Linked DNA regions of Homo sapiens: region 2 is linked to region 1. A link is a loop called in an ENCODE intact Hi-C map of the cell type or tissue named here. Cell type or tissue: left ventricle myocardium inferior. All regions are shown on one strand. Links, peaks and the distances in the headings refer to the core of each region. The heading gives the core; the rest is flanking DNA. Region 1 overlaps AGBL1 (AGBL carboxypeptidase 1). Region 2 overlaps AGBL1 (AGBL carboxypeptidase 1).

Evidence for each region. Peaks named below come from ENCODE experiments on the same cell type or tissue, not always from the same donor. Only the 100,000 strongest peaks of a DNase experiment are listed, where the experiment ranks them.
Region 2: it touches region 1 in a loop (4-fold over the local background); 1 of 110 quality-filtered maps calls a loop at or near these places.

Annotation. Positions count from the first base shown.
Region 1 is chr15:86,781,511-86,788,914 of GRCh38, forward strand. All of the region lies in intron 22 of AGBL1 (AGBL carboxypeptidase 1), which reads left to right. Among named protein-coding and RNA genes, the nearest start is that of AGBL1-AS1, 470 kb to the left of the region's middle. In left ventricle myocardium inferior, for the core only: no CTCF peak of the experiment used is centred there; no DNase peak of the experiment used is centred there.
Region 2 is chr15:86,845,803-86,853,206 of GRCh38, forward strand. All of the region lies in intron 22 of AGBL1 (AGBL carboxypeptidase 1), which reads left to right. Among named protein-coding and RNA genes, the nearest start is that of AGBL1-AS1, 530 kb to the left of the region's middle. In left ventricle myocardium inferior, for the core only: no CTCF peak of the experiment used is centred there; a DNase peak (open chromatin) is centred at 3,959; H3K4me3 peaks cover 301 bases; H3K27ac peaks cover 2,215 bases.

The DNA.
Region 1 (7,404 bases), core at 1,969-5,968:
GAGGATTTTTAGGACTCTTAGAGATCGTTTTAAGACACAAAAATCATCTTTTCTTACCCCACTCTTTGTATATCTCCCTGTGTCACTCTCTACATACCTTTCTAGGACTAAACAGTGACATTAAACCTATCCTTAAAGAACTTTTATATCTGAGTCGTTTCATTGTAAGAAGAAAATTGAGTCACTAAAATCTCCAGGGATGGTTAGGCTACCAAAGACAATATAGTCAAGAGTAGTGGAGCCTCAGCTTGAGGCTTATGAGACTGGAAGCTGAAACATGTTTTTTCCACCTCATTTACATGTATCTTGTTAAAAGTTGACTATGATGACACTCTGATCATCTACTGGGAAGAACAAGCATGAGAGGTTTTGCCCATTTTTTTTTTTAATTGGCCTTGTTATAGCTATTAACAGAATCATGGCTTTTACTTTTTATCGAGAAGTTTCTCTTTGTCCTTCCCTCTTAATCACAATTTATAGATCTTCTGGATCTGTGGCAGAGTTATTATAGATCTTGGACTTCATAGTCTTTTAATCTACAAAAATTGTGACTCAAAAGTCACAATCTCAAAACGCTACTCATTCAAATATCAGTCCTGACACAATCTAGGAATCAAAAATTATATTTGTTTGTTATTTCTGTATTACGTTTTTATCTCTTTTAAATAATTAGAGCCTTAACTCTCAAAGGGCCTTGACTCATTTCAAAATCTTTATTATTTTTTAAATTTTAAGGATTATTTGACAATAGTATTTATAAAACAATGAAGAGTACTATTTTCCATATATAATGTCTGAGTCATTATTTGACTCTATGCTACCTGGTAGATATTATCTCCCATTCCAAGATATATATTATTCCCTTGCAAAAGCAGACAAGACAATTCAGGTGTAAACTCTACAGGAGAGACAGTAGGATTTTACTATTTCTCATTTCTAAAATGTGTTTGAAATGCTATGTAATCTGCTCTAATCTTATTTGAGGAATTGGAAGCAAAATCCAAAAATAATCATTTCCTACTTTTGTGTGCGTTCTTGAAAGATATGATGAGACTGGTGGTTAGACACAAAAATATGAGTGAAACTAATCTTGGATAATACTCTAACAATTGCATTAATTTTTGCTTCAAGTTGATATCAGTCAACTTAAAGTTGGGGCATATCAATCAAATTCAGGATCGATCAAGGTAGGGATAGGTGGCAATAGGGAAGTAAGAAAAATCTACATATACTTAGAAAACATTTTTATAAATGTTGAGATTTGCTGAAACTTTGCCTTGCAATGGTAAAGCAAATACTTTATTCTTGTGAAGGTCAGCAGTGAAATGTTTTAAGAATTAAAGACAGTGGGGCCATTTTTGTTAAATTTGACAAGCCCCAAAGCTAACTACTTTCTATGTCAACGTCTGATTGAAGGGAAATTAGCTTTAACTTGCACTAACCAAATTCTTTGGCCACTTTTCCTTGTTTGTTTGTTTTAAGTGATGTTTCATCTCTCCAGTGACATGTATAATTAGTTAAAAGGCTGAGAAAAACAGTTGCATCCCAGAGGAATCCATATCCATGAAATTGTTTTACTCCTTCCAAGTTGCTTATGCTTTCCAGTTGTTATAAGAAGTTATTCCACCAAATGAAATTGCTATTTTAATTGTTACCCCCTGCTTTCCATGTCCCCGGTACTGCCTTTCCCTTCTTGTTAATCCATTTAGATGCATGTTTATTCTTCTACCACGAGTCCTAAGAATAAGTTCTGGTCCTCTATTCTGTTTTCTTTCTCATCTTCTACTAAAGACATGCATCTGTTCTGTAATTAATGTTATCAGCTACTATGGAATTTCCTAATCTCTGGGGATCTCCAGAAAGTCTGTTGTTTAAAGCAAACTTTTTCACTCATTTTTACCCTTTCTTTTTCTTTGGGAATAGAAATGGTCTTCTTTTTCTTCACAGCACAAGAACAGGAAGAATGTGTGGTCTATGTGTCCAAGAATGTCTTCCCATCATGGTAGAGTGGTCCTGTCTCCAAGGTGCAGGACTCCCTGCCATTGGCTTTCTTTGCATCACTATTTGAAAATTATAATTAGAGGAACACACTGTGAGGTTCTTTGGGACTCTAACCCATTTTTATTTGTATTTTTTTGAGACAGAGTCTCACTCCGTCACCCAGGCTGGAGTGCAGAGGCACAGTCTCAGCTCACTGCAGCCTCCACCTCCTGGGTTCAAGAGATTCTCCTGTCTCAGCCTCCCAAGTATCTGGGATTACAGGTGCATGCCACCACACCTGGCTAATTGTTTGTATTTTTAGTAGAGATGGGGTTTCACCATGTCAGCCAGGCTGGTCTCGAATTCCTGACCTCAGGTGATTTGCCCACCTTGGCCTCCCAAAGTGCTGGGATTACAGGCGTGAGCCACCATGCCTTGCCCCCACTTTTCTTAAAAAAATTTTAAACTGCTGGTTTAGAGGAGGAATGGTGTTGGAGTAGAAGTAAGAACATGGATTTTGAGGTCAGAGTGACGTGAGATTAAATCCCTGCCCTAATGTTTACTTACTGTGCAATTTTGCACAATCTCTTAACCTCAGTTCCCTGTCTGTAATATGTGAATAATAATAATACTTGCTATAAAGGAGTGTTGTTAATTTTAAATGAGATAACTTATATAGTATTTAGGACAGAGCTGGCACATCATAAGCTCTTAGTGCCATGTTAAATATTAATAATGATATTAATAATGTTGGAGCATAGAAAGTCCTGTTCCCCACAGAGGCAACCTACTGATGGAATTCAGGAAAAATATAGCCAGAAAGATAATTTGCTTTGTGAACTGGTCGAATGAAAACAGGAGACGTGGTTATGCAAATTCCAGAAATAATAGCCAACATTTATTTCAGCTTGCCAGAGCATATTCTCTGCCCCACTGGTTTTCGGATTTTACTGTGAATAAAAATCCCTGGGTAGCTCGTTATGAATGCAGAGACCCAGGTTCTATCCTTAGAGATTTTAGTTTATTTGCCCTTGGGTTCATGATTCTGCTTTCTAGGGAGTACCCCAGGTGTCTTCATTAACTATATATTAAAAACTGCTGTACTGGGCTTTGATTCAGGCTGACCCTATTGCTTGATAAAGCTTACTTTTCTTATACAGTTTCCCACCACTCTCTGAGCCACAGTTCAGAGGTAACTGTGGCTTCTACTGCGTTATAAATTATCCATAGAGACAGGTTAGTCAGACTGCCTTGGCCTATAGAATACTCTAAAATACAATAGTGCTCAGTAGCTATAGCCCGAGTTCCTACAAGGCATTAGGTTCTTTCTAGTTTATAGCTCATTGGTGAAATGGAGTTTGACGTCATTGGAACAGATAATCTTTGTACTACTATCTTTGCAACTTTTCTATAAATCAAGTTATTCAAAATAAGATTATTAAAAAAAAATTAGCTCGTAAGTTCGTATTTTCTCAAGTGCCTTTTCAAGCACGGTATTACAAATAATAGTAATAATTATCAGTATAAATTAAGAGGAAGGCTGTACTTTCTCGGGCAAATTCTTACAATGAATGCAAATGAATTGGTGTTACTGCAGAGGAAACCTCACTTCCTAAGGTGCACTCTCTGCCCTTTCCATCCCTGAAGCTAAGGAGGAATAGGAGAAAGGAGAGCCAGGGCACAGCTGTAGGGAGCACATCCAGATAGCACTTAGTAAGGGGCTTAAGTGTCTGGGTAGGAGGTGCAGGGAGAGAATCAAGGGGAAGCATGGTCAAGGTCAGTGTTTGGAAAATCTGGCTGACCGTCGGAATCCTTTAGGACTTTTTCTGATTCAAAAGGTCTGGGAAGAGGCACAGAGATCTGCGGGTTCTTTTTTTTTTTTTTTTTTGTTTTTGTTTTTTTGAGATGGAGTGTTGCTCTGTCACCCAGGCTACAGTGTAGTGGTGTGATCTCTGTTCACTGCAACCTCCACCTCCCAGGTTCAAGCGATCCTCCTGCCTCAGCCTCCCAAGTAGCTAGGACTACAGGCGCACATCACCACTAATTTTTGTATTTTTAGTAGAGACGGGGTTTCACCATATTGGTCAGGCTGGTCTCGAACTCCTGGCCTCAGGCGATCCACCCGCCTTGGCCCCCCGAAGTGCTGGGATTACAGGCATGAGCCACCATGCTCGGCCCGAGATGTGCGTGTTTTAAAGGGTCAGTAGTGATTATGATGAGCAATCCAGTTTGGAAAACACAGATATCAGCAATGAAGCAGAAGTTAGGAGAAAATCACAAGAAATAAATCAGGTAATCGAACCCCAAGAGAACTGAGTTATAGGGCAACTGAGTAGTCAGAGAGCTCTTTCTAGTGGGGTACAGAGGGTAAGAGCTAGTGTCTAGTTACAGAAACTCAAACAGGAGAGCTGGGACTACATCAGAGGCAGAAACTATGACTGGAGATGGGAAGTGATTTTAGTGTTCTAGGTTAGTGCTGGTGACATAGGATATAGGAGTGTATCAGGTAGTTTGTGTACAAACACCCACTGGGTAAATAGTTGTGAAGGGATTTGGCTTCTTTTCAGAGACTTTTTGGTTTTCTGGATTTTTTTTGAAAGTTTTTCTGGATTATTTTATTTTATTATTATTATACTTTAAGTTTTAGGGTACATGTGCACAGTGTGCAGGTTAGTTAGATATGTATACACGTGCCATGCTGGTGTGCTGCACCCATTAACTCGTCATTTAGCATTAGGTATATCTCCTAAAGCTATCCCTCCCCCTTCCCCCGACCCCACAACAGTCCCTAGAGTGTGATGTTCCCCTGATTCTTCCGGGACTAACACTTGTGTCAAAGCCTTGGCTCTGAAAGCTCATGACTGCCAGGGGCTCTGGGTTGTAGAAAGAGAGTGTGGCAGGATATGGCTTGTGCAGTCATCAATACGTACAAAGGATATTGGGTACAATTAATTTTAATAAAATATTTAGGGCATATTTATGTATTAAATACATAAAAATATAATAGACACATACATACTTAACTAATAAGCTAAATGCTAAAATATCACAAATAAAATGGTTATCCTCTCTATACCCATGTCAGAATCCATCTTCCTCTTTGCAACCTAAAATAACCATTATTCTAAATTTAGCTTTTACCATTTTAAGGACCATCTCTCTATCATTTGTTGATACATCTCAACTTTCATGTAATTGTTGTCATGCTTTATGAATCCTTCTTTCTTATTTCAGCATGTGTTCTTGAGACATATGCATGTTGCTACATGTAGATCTAGCCCTTTAGTTTTGTTGTGTTAGATTAGAAACACTAGAATTTATGCATGTGTTATTAAACACTGTGCTACATTTAACATTCTCACACCTATCTCCTTGTACCCTTGTACTACTGTTTTGCCAGTATGGAGAGTGTCGAGCCAAAAGGTATGTTCATCTTCTGGATGTTGCCAAATTGGTCTGCAACTGGTGGTACCAATTTACACTCGTACCAACAGTGCATGAGATTTCTTAATGCTCCACATTTTGTCAACACTTGGTGGTGTTTGCCTAATTGATGTTGTTTGAAGGGTTATTACTGATTCTTTTGTACTAATCAAATATTTAATGGGTATTCTTTGATTGTTTTTTAAATGAATTTGTATATATTTAATACATAATGTTTATATATATATATACTGAAATGATTACTACAGTCAAGCAAACTAACATATCCACAACATATCCATAACCTTCCATAGTTACCCATTTTTATGTGTATATGTGTGGTGAGAGCACCTAAAATCTATTAACAAATTTTCAGTATGCAATACAGTATTATTAACTATAGTTTTCATGCTGTACATTAGATCTCTAGACTTATTCATCCTACATACTCTAGACTTACTCATTCTATGTAACTGCAAATTTGTACCCTTAAATCTATATCCTCTCATTTTCCTCCCCTCCCCTACCCTAGTAATTGCTGTTCTAGTCTCTGTTTCCATGTATTCAACTTTTTCTTTAGACTCCACATATAAGTGAAATCATGCAGTATTTTTATCTGGGTCTAGCTTTTTTCCCTTAGCATGTCGTCTTCCAGATTCATTCATAAATGTCAGGATCTTCTTTTTTAATGCTGGATAATGTTCCTTTGTATACATATGTATGTGGACACTTTGGTTGTTTCCATATTTTGCCTAATATGAATAGTCCTCCAATGAACATGACAGCACAGATATATTTTTGAGGTTCTTATTGCATGTCTTTTGGGGATATGTCCAGCAGAGAGATTGCTGGGTCATATGGATAATTTGCATTTTTCTCAATTACTACCGAGTTTGTGGTCACTTAGGTTTCTTCTTCCAAGAATGTTTTATCAATACTTACATCTTTTTTTTCTTCTTTGAATTTTTGATTTTTTTAAATGTTGATTTCAAAGAGTCTATATATTTTGAACACTAATTCTTGCTATTTAATTGCATTGAAAATAAGTTCCATGAAACTGTGGTGCATCTTTTTGAAGGCCACCTTCTTGAACATAAGAAAGTCAAGTAAGGGAACAAAGAAATGTACATCAACTTTTTATAAAGTAGAAGGATGAGGAAATGGGAGATGCTGGCCAGTTGCTAAGGCCGGAGGGAAAAGAACAGGATCTAGAAGTTGATGGAGTTTGAGGTAGTGGCTCTGCACGGTGCCCACTGAGGCCAAGCCCTTGGAAGGACTTAGATGCTTTCTTTGGTCTCTTGCTTGTGAGCTTGAGCAGACCTATTACCACAGAACAAAATATGAATAAAGTAAAGAATACATAGCCTGGTTGTTATTTTATTTAGCAGATTCCTAGTAAACACATACTATATGCCAGGCTGTGTACCAAGTTGCTAGTATTATACACATGAAGATGACACAGAACTTGACCTTCAAGAGATTTCAGGATTGTTAAAAGACTCATCTCTAATGAAGTCACTGCAAGAAAATGTGGTAAGAGTTTTAATAGCACTAAGTACGGGACAATATTGGAGCCATTGATTTCTTCATTTGTAAAATACTTATAGAACATCTACTATGGGGTCTAGGGATATAGCAGTGAACAAGAGAAGCAAGACCTCCTGGAGCATATATTTTAAAGATGCGAGACGGTCATAGGCAATTAGTAAATAAACATACAAAATCACGGCCATAAATTAGTGATCATTAAATATGTTTATAAGTAACATAATTCAGACAGTGACAAATGTTGTGCTGAACAGTTTTATAAGGATAATGTCATGAAAAGTGTTGAGGAATGGATCTGCATCCAGCATGGTCGAAGGCCTCTCTAAGGTACAAACATTTGAGTGAGCTATATGTGATGAGAAAGAATCAGACGTACAAAATTCAGAAGAATATCACAGACCAAAAAAAAGCAAGTGCAAAGTGCAAGGCTCCAAGGCAGGCATAAGATTGGGG
Region 2 (7,404 bases), core at 1,674-5,673, 64 kb after region 1:
AATTGTGTTTGGTAAATCTGGTAAATATTTACCCATTGTTCATTCTCTCAATCCTCTCTCATAAATATGTATATCTTTTCTCCCAAACCTGCTAAATATGTATGACTCTATTGTGTGACACAGACCCAGTGAAGCATAAAAGCCAACTTACCTTCTTCCCTCTTGAAAGAAAGAGCACCTTCGACACATGCCTGAGACTGTCTCCTTCAGTTTGCAAACTGATATTGCCAATAAAACTCTCTTTTCTATTTAGCCAGCCTGGTAGTCTTTTGGATGACAATTACACATATACTTAGATTTTCTTTTCCTTTTTGTCTCTTCATGTGGATTTTTACCATCTGGTGTTATTTCTCTTCAACTTAAATGACTCTTCAGTATTTCCTGTATGACATCTCAGCTAGAAAAGCACTCTCTCAAGCTTTGATTGTCTGGCAATGTCTTGTTTTCATTTTTGAAGGATAGTGTTCCTGGATAGTTGACAGTTTTTTTGTGTGATCGTTTTGCTTTCATTGCTCCGAGCATGTCATTTCACTGTTTTGACTGCTATTGTTTCTGATAAGAAGTCTGCCATTAATTTTATATTCTTTTTATCTGTACATAAGGAGAAATTCTACTTGTGTTTGGCAGTGAACATTTTGGTTACAATGTGTCTATCTTACTTAGAATTTGAGTTCCATTGTCTTACAGATTACTACTTTTAATCAAATTTGGGTAGTTTTTTTTTGTTGTTCTTTGTTTGTTTGTTTTGAGACGGAGTCTCCCTCTGTCACCCAGGCTGGAGTGCAGTGGCGCCATCTTGGCTCACTGCAACCTCTGCCTCCCGGGTTCAAGCAGTTCTCCTGATTCAGCCTCCTGAGTAGCTGGGTCCACACGTGTGCGCCATCATACCTGGCAAATTTTTGTATTTTTAGTAGAGACGAGGTTTCACTGTGTTGGCCAGGCTGGTCTCGAACTCCTGACCTCAAGTGATCCACCCGCCTCGGCCTCCCAAAGTGCTGGGATTGCAGGCGTGAGCCACCACACCCAGCCAAATTTGGGTAATTTGTATCCATTACTTTTTCATATTCTTTTTCTGGCCTTTCTTCTTCCTCCTTTATCTGAGTCTTCTAAAATGTATGTATTGACACCCTTTAAGTTTCCATTTTTTATCTGTTATTACTTTTTATTCTCTGTTCTTCAGATTAAATAATTTCTATTGATCTATCTTTAAATTTTCTGATTATGTCTTCTAACATTTTAATTCTACTATTGAGTTCCTTTAATAACATTTTATTTTAGTTATTATGTTCTTCCACTCCAGAATTTTTATGTGGTTCTTTTCATAATTTCTATTGCTTCATTGAAATTAATCATATTTCTCTTTATTTAAGCATAGTGTTGTTTAGTCCTTTGAACATATTTATAATGGCTACTTTGAAGTCTTTTTCTGCTGAGTTCAATCTATAGGCCCACTCAAAGACAGTTTCTAATCACTGCTTGTTCTTTCACTTTTGAATAAGGGTCATACTTTCTTCTTTCTTTGTATCAGAATTCTTACTGAAAGCTGGAAAATTGTAGATAATGCATTGTGCTAACCCTGAATTCTGATATGCCTTCTCTGCCCAATGATATTTGGTTTTGCTGCTTTTGTTTTGTTTTTTGGTAACTTGCTTTGACTAAGTCTTTGTCATCTGTTTCCCCTTCATAGGTGGCTGCTGTTGTTTCTACTCAAGTTTTGAAAATTTTTGTTTTTGTTTTATTCATGGATTTTTAAAGGCCACGCAGTTATGCATAGCTTAGTAATTAAACAATGATGTTTGAGAGGTTGCACTCAACCTCTCAATCTAACAAGTCTCTACCCTCTGCCAACGGATCTGTGTATGTGTTGGGGAGCACAGTCAGACCCATCCATCTTTTAAGCTGGCTCCAGATTTTATTTTTTGCACGTCCTCTTGCACACGTATGCAGACTTGGAGTCAGACAGTGATGTGTGGATAACTTAGATTATCTTAAGTCTACCTTAAATGTGTGCACAGCTTTCCAGTCAGCTCAGGACTGGTAGAAAGCTTACCGAGGCCCCTTCCAGCTGTCTTGCCTCCCAGGTTTCCTTGTTCAGTTTCTGGCTGGTCTGCTGCTTTATTGCTTGATCACACTAGGTCCTCACCTCAGGCTTGCAGAGAGACTGGTCATTCATTCATTCCTTCGTGACAGAGATACCTATAAACACGGACAATGCTGCTTAGTGTGGGGTGTTTTTTTCCTGCTTGCTATAAATCAGGTCAATCCTCTTTTTCAGTGAAGCTTCTGTTTTTCACAGACTGGACCCACTCTGTTAGAACTATTATGTCAATTGAGTGGGGGACAGGAAGTGGGAGCTACCCACAGCAAGAATGCCAGACTTCCCATTTTCCCACCAGAAGTTCAGTATTGTTTTAAATAACTGCTCCTCGACTTTGTGTATGCATTTGGTTGATTTCCAAAGCCTGAAAATGGTTTTTATTTTTTAGTTTTTACTTTTTTCTAATTTTGTAGCTGATTTTGAAGGAGAGAATTTGCTGAGCTAAAAACTGTGCCATATTAGAATCCCTGTTTCAATAAATTATTTTGGAAAGAAGGAATAGGTGAAAGAATTAATGAGAATGTAACTATCATACTTTCCTCATTAATTAGACATGAAATTCTCTGCTCATTTCTGTTATATGGTATCACATCCCTTCATCATCTTGATCCATATCTTTGGTTACTTATACCCCTTTATAATACATGGTCCCAAGAACTAAACATAATACTTCAAGTATGGTCGCAGTCATTCAAGCAGTTGTAACTTATCTCTGTAGAATGGGTTACCTAAGACTATATCATCCTTTTTCCAATAGGCAGCAATGAGAGTTGAGCCTTTTAATAGATTTTGTTTGGGCTCTGGCTGATGATCCATGGTAGAAAAACAGTGAGACAAAGCATTAGACTAAATTTCCATGGAAGAAATTTGGAATTAATAGCACAAATATATTTATCTTTAAACTTTTTTATGGTAGCAATATACATAGGGGAAAAGGAGATTGTGATAATATCAATAATAGCCAATATTTCTCGAGTACTTTCCATGCTCCAGATACAATTTTAGGTGCTTTACAAATTACCACCCCTTTTATCTTGGCAACCCTACTGATGAGGAAACTGAAATCAACTGTAGTAAAGCAACCTGCCTAAAATAACAGAGCTATTAAGTGGCCAAACTGGAGTTTGAGCAGGGATCCTCTGGATCCAATGCTCAGTGTTGATTGAATATGCAGGGCTACTCACTGTCTAGTGAGGAGAGCTTTCTCATTGAAAGCTAATCTGAGCATGCCTTGCTTATCCATCGCCAGTTCTGAAGGAGATTGAGAAAAGATTGGTGCTGTAAACTTCTAAATGATTCCAATCTACAGCACATTTCAGTGTTGCATGGTTTCAGTTTATGCAGCTTTCTCTGCTTTGCCTCAGCAAATTGCAAGTCCCTCGGAAGAGTCCCTAAGAAGCAGTTCCTCTGGCTGCTGAAGCGGCCAGGCTGCTATGCACGCTGGGATCACATTCGGCATAGTAAGTAGCCATTCCTTCTACTAGAAGACCTGCACACAAATCAGCATGGGGCTAAATAATTCAAATCAGAATTACTAGCAGCTATTGAATCTGAGGGCATTTGCTAAGTAGAACAAAGAGCTATGAAAATAAGGTGATGGCTTTCTTTCTTTCTTTCTTTTTTTTTTTTTTTGGCTGATCTTATGCCAATCACAAGGAAAATATCAGAATTGCAAATCATGTGAGAATAAAATTGCCCAAATCCTGATGGACCTTATTATGGATAAAAGTGGAATTATATCTAGAATAGAGAGAGTAGCAGCTCTGGCCAGTTTCTTTCACAGGCTCCAGAAGTGACAGGCATGGCACAGATTATGCCAGGCTTAGTATCTGTGCTCCGCAGGGGCGATTCCCATTAGCTTCTGTGCCCAGATCCTCATCCTAGGCAGCGTGTGCTGGGTAGCATTCAGGACAGCAAGGTTCTCCTGCCTCAGCAACACTGTGCTTGCTTTAGAAACAGAGTGAGTAAGGCCTCTGTCGACATCACGCTTTAATTTTAATGAGAAGTCATAGAAGGAGCTGGTCTTTTTGGTCTTTTACAATTTGGAAAATAAGAAAAAAATTGTTAATCTTTCCATTCCTATGCTGTTCAGTCATTTTGGCCTAGGAACTTTAATGCTATTGCTTTGTAGTTTCCATTGCATAAAGGTAGTCACCTATGTGCTGGTGTGTTGCTCAATCTCCCTCAACCCAATCGCATTCAATGGAAATGATAAGAGAACTCTGTTCAGCTGTTTCCCATGTGTAAAACACCTATTTAGTGGAGCTGAAATGTACTGATAACTGGGCTCAAAAGGGACAGTCATTTTCAAGGCTTGATAAGTAGCAAGATGTCACATTCTTGCTGCCTTAGGCTATGGACATTACTTATTCATTTCTTCATCCATTATTTTATTAAAAAGTGTCTGTACATGGCATGGATTAAATGTTGGAGAAATTACCAATATGCATTGCTTTATTTGACTTCCCAGTCTTATCTCTGCTCCTGCCCCCTTCCTGTTTTTCACACATTTCCTATAGCACCGACTACATGCCATTTTATAAACAGATCTTTGCCAAAGAACCAAGTACCCAATCGTCCTCACACCATGGGTGCCCCACTGCGCCCACATTGCCTGTCTTTGTTTTGTTTGCTCCTGTTCCAGATAATTCTTTCTGCATCAAAACCCATCTTCCTCCCACCCTCATTTCCTCTGGGCTCTGCCAAACATTCTTATTAACACAGAGAATCATTATTGATAGGGTTACCTAAATTAACCTTGACCATTTCCTTTAACTATAAAATGGGAGTGATAAGAATACCTGTATGATATATTGTTGTATGGCTTAAATGAGATAATAGAAATGCTGAAAAAAATACTTGTCATATAGCAAGTATTTACTTACTATGCTGCATATCATGTAATCATTCCAAAAGCTAAAAAACAAAACAAAACAAAATGAAAAGATAGTTTCCTTCTGGTCAACATTGATAGTAATAGGTAATATTTATATTACTTAGATACTGTGTGAAGCATAATATTTTATTAATTATTGCCATGCCCATTTTATTGATAAAGAAACTGGAGTATAGGAAATCAATAATAATTTTCTGCCATCACTTCTATAATGCATTTGGAGAGGCTTTTTGGTCAATTATTGAAGGGACTGGATTTATAAGTTGCTTTAGACCTTCTGATTAAGGGTGAGTGATGTCACCAATCACAGCAATGGAAAGATCACTTGCTCTTATCCCTTCTAAGTGCTTTCCTGATAGCGTCACCCTCATCTACTATTTTGGGAAAGAGGGCAAGAAGTGGAAGAAAGGAGTGCTGCATATAAAGCCCTGGGAGAAAATTGAAAGCTGGACCTATGGGTTCTCTGATTCCTGAGACTATAAATCTCTAGGATTTGGGGCAGGAACTGATTCTAGCTCAAAACCAAGTCTACTAGAACTGGCTCACTCTGCCCACCTAACCCTGTAGGAGGGGGCTTTAAACAGTTTTGATGGGGGCAAACAGTGAGGACAGAAAGGTCCATCACCTGGTCAAGAACACAGCATCATTGCTCTTCCCTGGGCATTGAGAACAGGAGGTCTGTTTGAAATGGTAAGATATATATCAAACCCATTCAGTGGGCACAACTTTCTGTATCCCCAGAATTTCCTGAAAACATCTTTATTATAAGAGCAAGTTTTTCCAATAAAATCTGCAAAGATTAGTTCTATCTGACTCATGAAACCCGCAAATTCTTCCATCCTCAGAGTCTCTAGAGTGGTAACTAGCTTGATAAATAAAGAATCTGGGCCTAGGCATGGGCAGTAGCAGGAAAGAAAGGCAGGGCATTAACTTGAACCTGGATGGGGAAGGCATGGGGATGGTGAGCAGTGGGGTCCCTGAGAAGTGTGCACACATGAAGGATGCAGGAGATATTCTCCACGAGTTGCTGGAATGGCCAACAGAGATTTGAATTTCATATGGAAAGAGGGAGGTAGTGGGAAGTTCAGACTCATTGTGGTGAATGGTTTTCCTGCAGCAGTGGCAGGTTTTTATTTTTTATTTTTTATTGTTTAGTTGTAAAAAGACGACTGCATCTGTTTTGCTCACCATTGTCATGGCAGCTACTGCAGGGGAACTACTACATAAACACTGTTGGATGGATGAATGGATGGTCCATGTATTCATCCGTATTCACACTGCTATAAATATACTACCCGACACTGAGTAATTTATAAAGGAAAGAGGTTTAATTGGCTCACAGTTCCGCATGGCTGGAGAGGCCTCAGGAAACTTACAATCATGGTGGAAGGGGAAGCAGGCACCTTCTTCACAAGGGGCAGGAGAGAAAGAAGTGCAAGCAGAGAAGATGCCAGACACTTATAAAACCATCAGGTCCTGTGAGAACTCACTCACTATTGTGAGAACAGCATGGGGGAAACTGCTCCCACGATCCAAACACCTCCCTCTCTCCACACACTGAGAGTACATGTCCCTCCTTCGACACATGTGGATTACAATTGGAGATTATATTTGGGTGGGGACACAGAGCCAAACCATATCAGTCCATTTCCTGAGAGTCTCCTAAATCACTTTACGACATCCCCTGCTATCTGGAAACTCTATTCTGATCCACCTGCAAGCCCCCAGACACTATATAGATTATGTGACTTAACACTGAAGCTGATCTCCCAATGCCTCTTTTTGCAAGGTACATTATCTTCATTTAAAAATATCCTTCCTACATTCCTTGAGGGGTTCTAAATGCCCCAGGGCTTTTTTCACTGAGCAGGCCTATGGCTGGTTACCCCAGGTCAACATGTAATGGAGGGCTCAACAAGCCATCCTGTGAACCTCTTTCCTGGAAGCAGGGAAGAGGAATGAGGCAGGCTGCTATGGAGTAGATCCCTTATCTCCTACCTAGAAGGCATCTTGCCTATTGCAAAGGTTTGAAGCAGTGGCTCTCAGGCCTGGTTGCATATTAGAATCAACTGGGGAACTTTTAAAGTGCACAGACTTCACCCTGGACCATTTAAATCAGAATCTCTGGGCACGAGGCTCAGGCTTCGTTGTTTTTAAAGCTTCCCAGGTGAATCATTTGTGGTCAGAGTTGAAAGCCAATGAGTTTTTGTTCTTCAACTCTGCTGCAATTAGAATCACATGGGAAAGTTCCAAAAAAAATCTCAAAGCCCAGGCCACACCCCATGCCAATTAAATCACAATATCTGGGGTGGGGCCAAGGCATCAGAATTCTGACAACTCCCCAGATGACCAGTCAAGTTTTAGAATAAGTAGTTTAGGAGAAAACAAAGATTTATTTCTCCTTGGTATG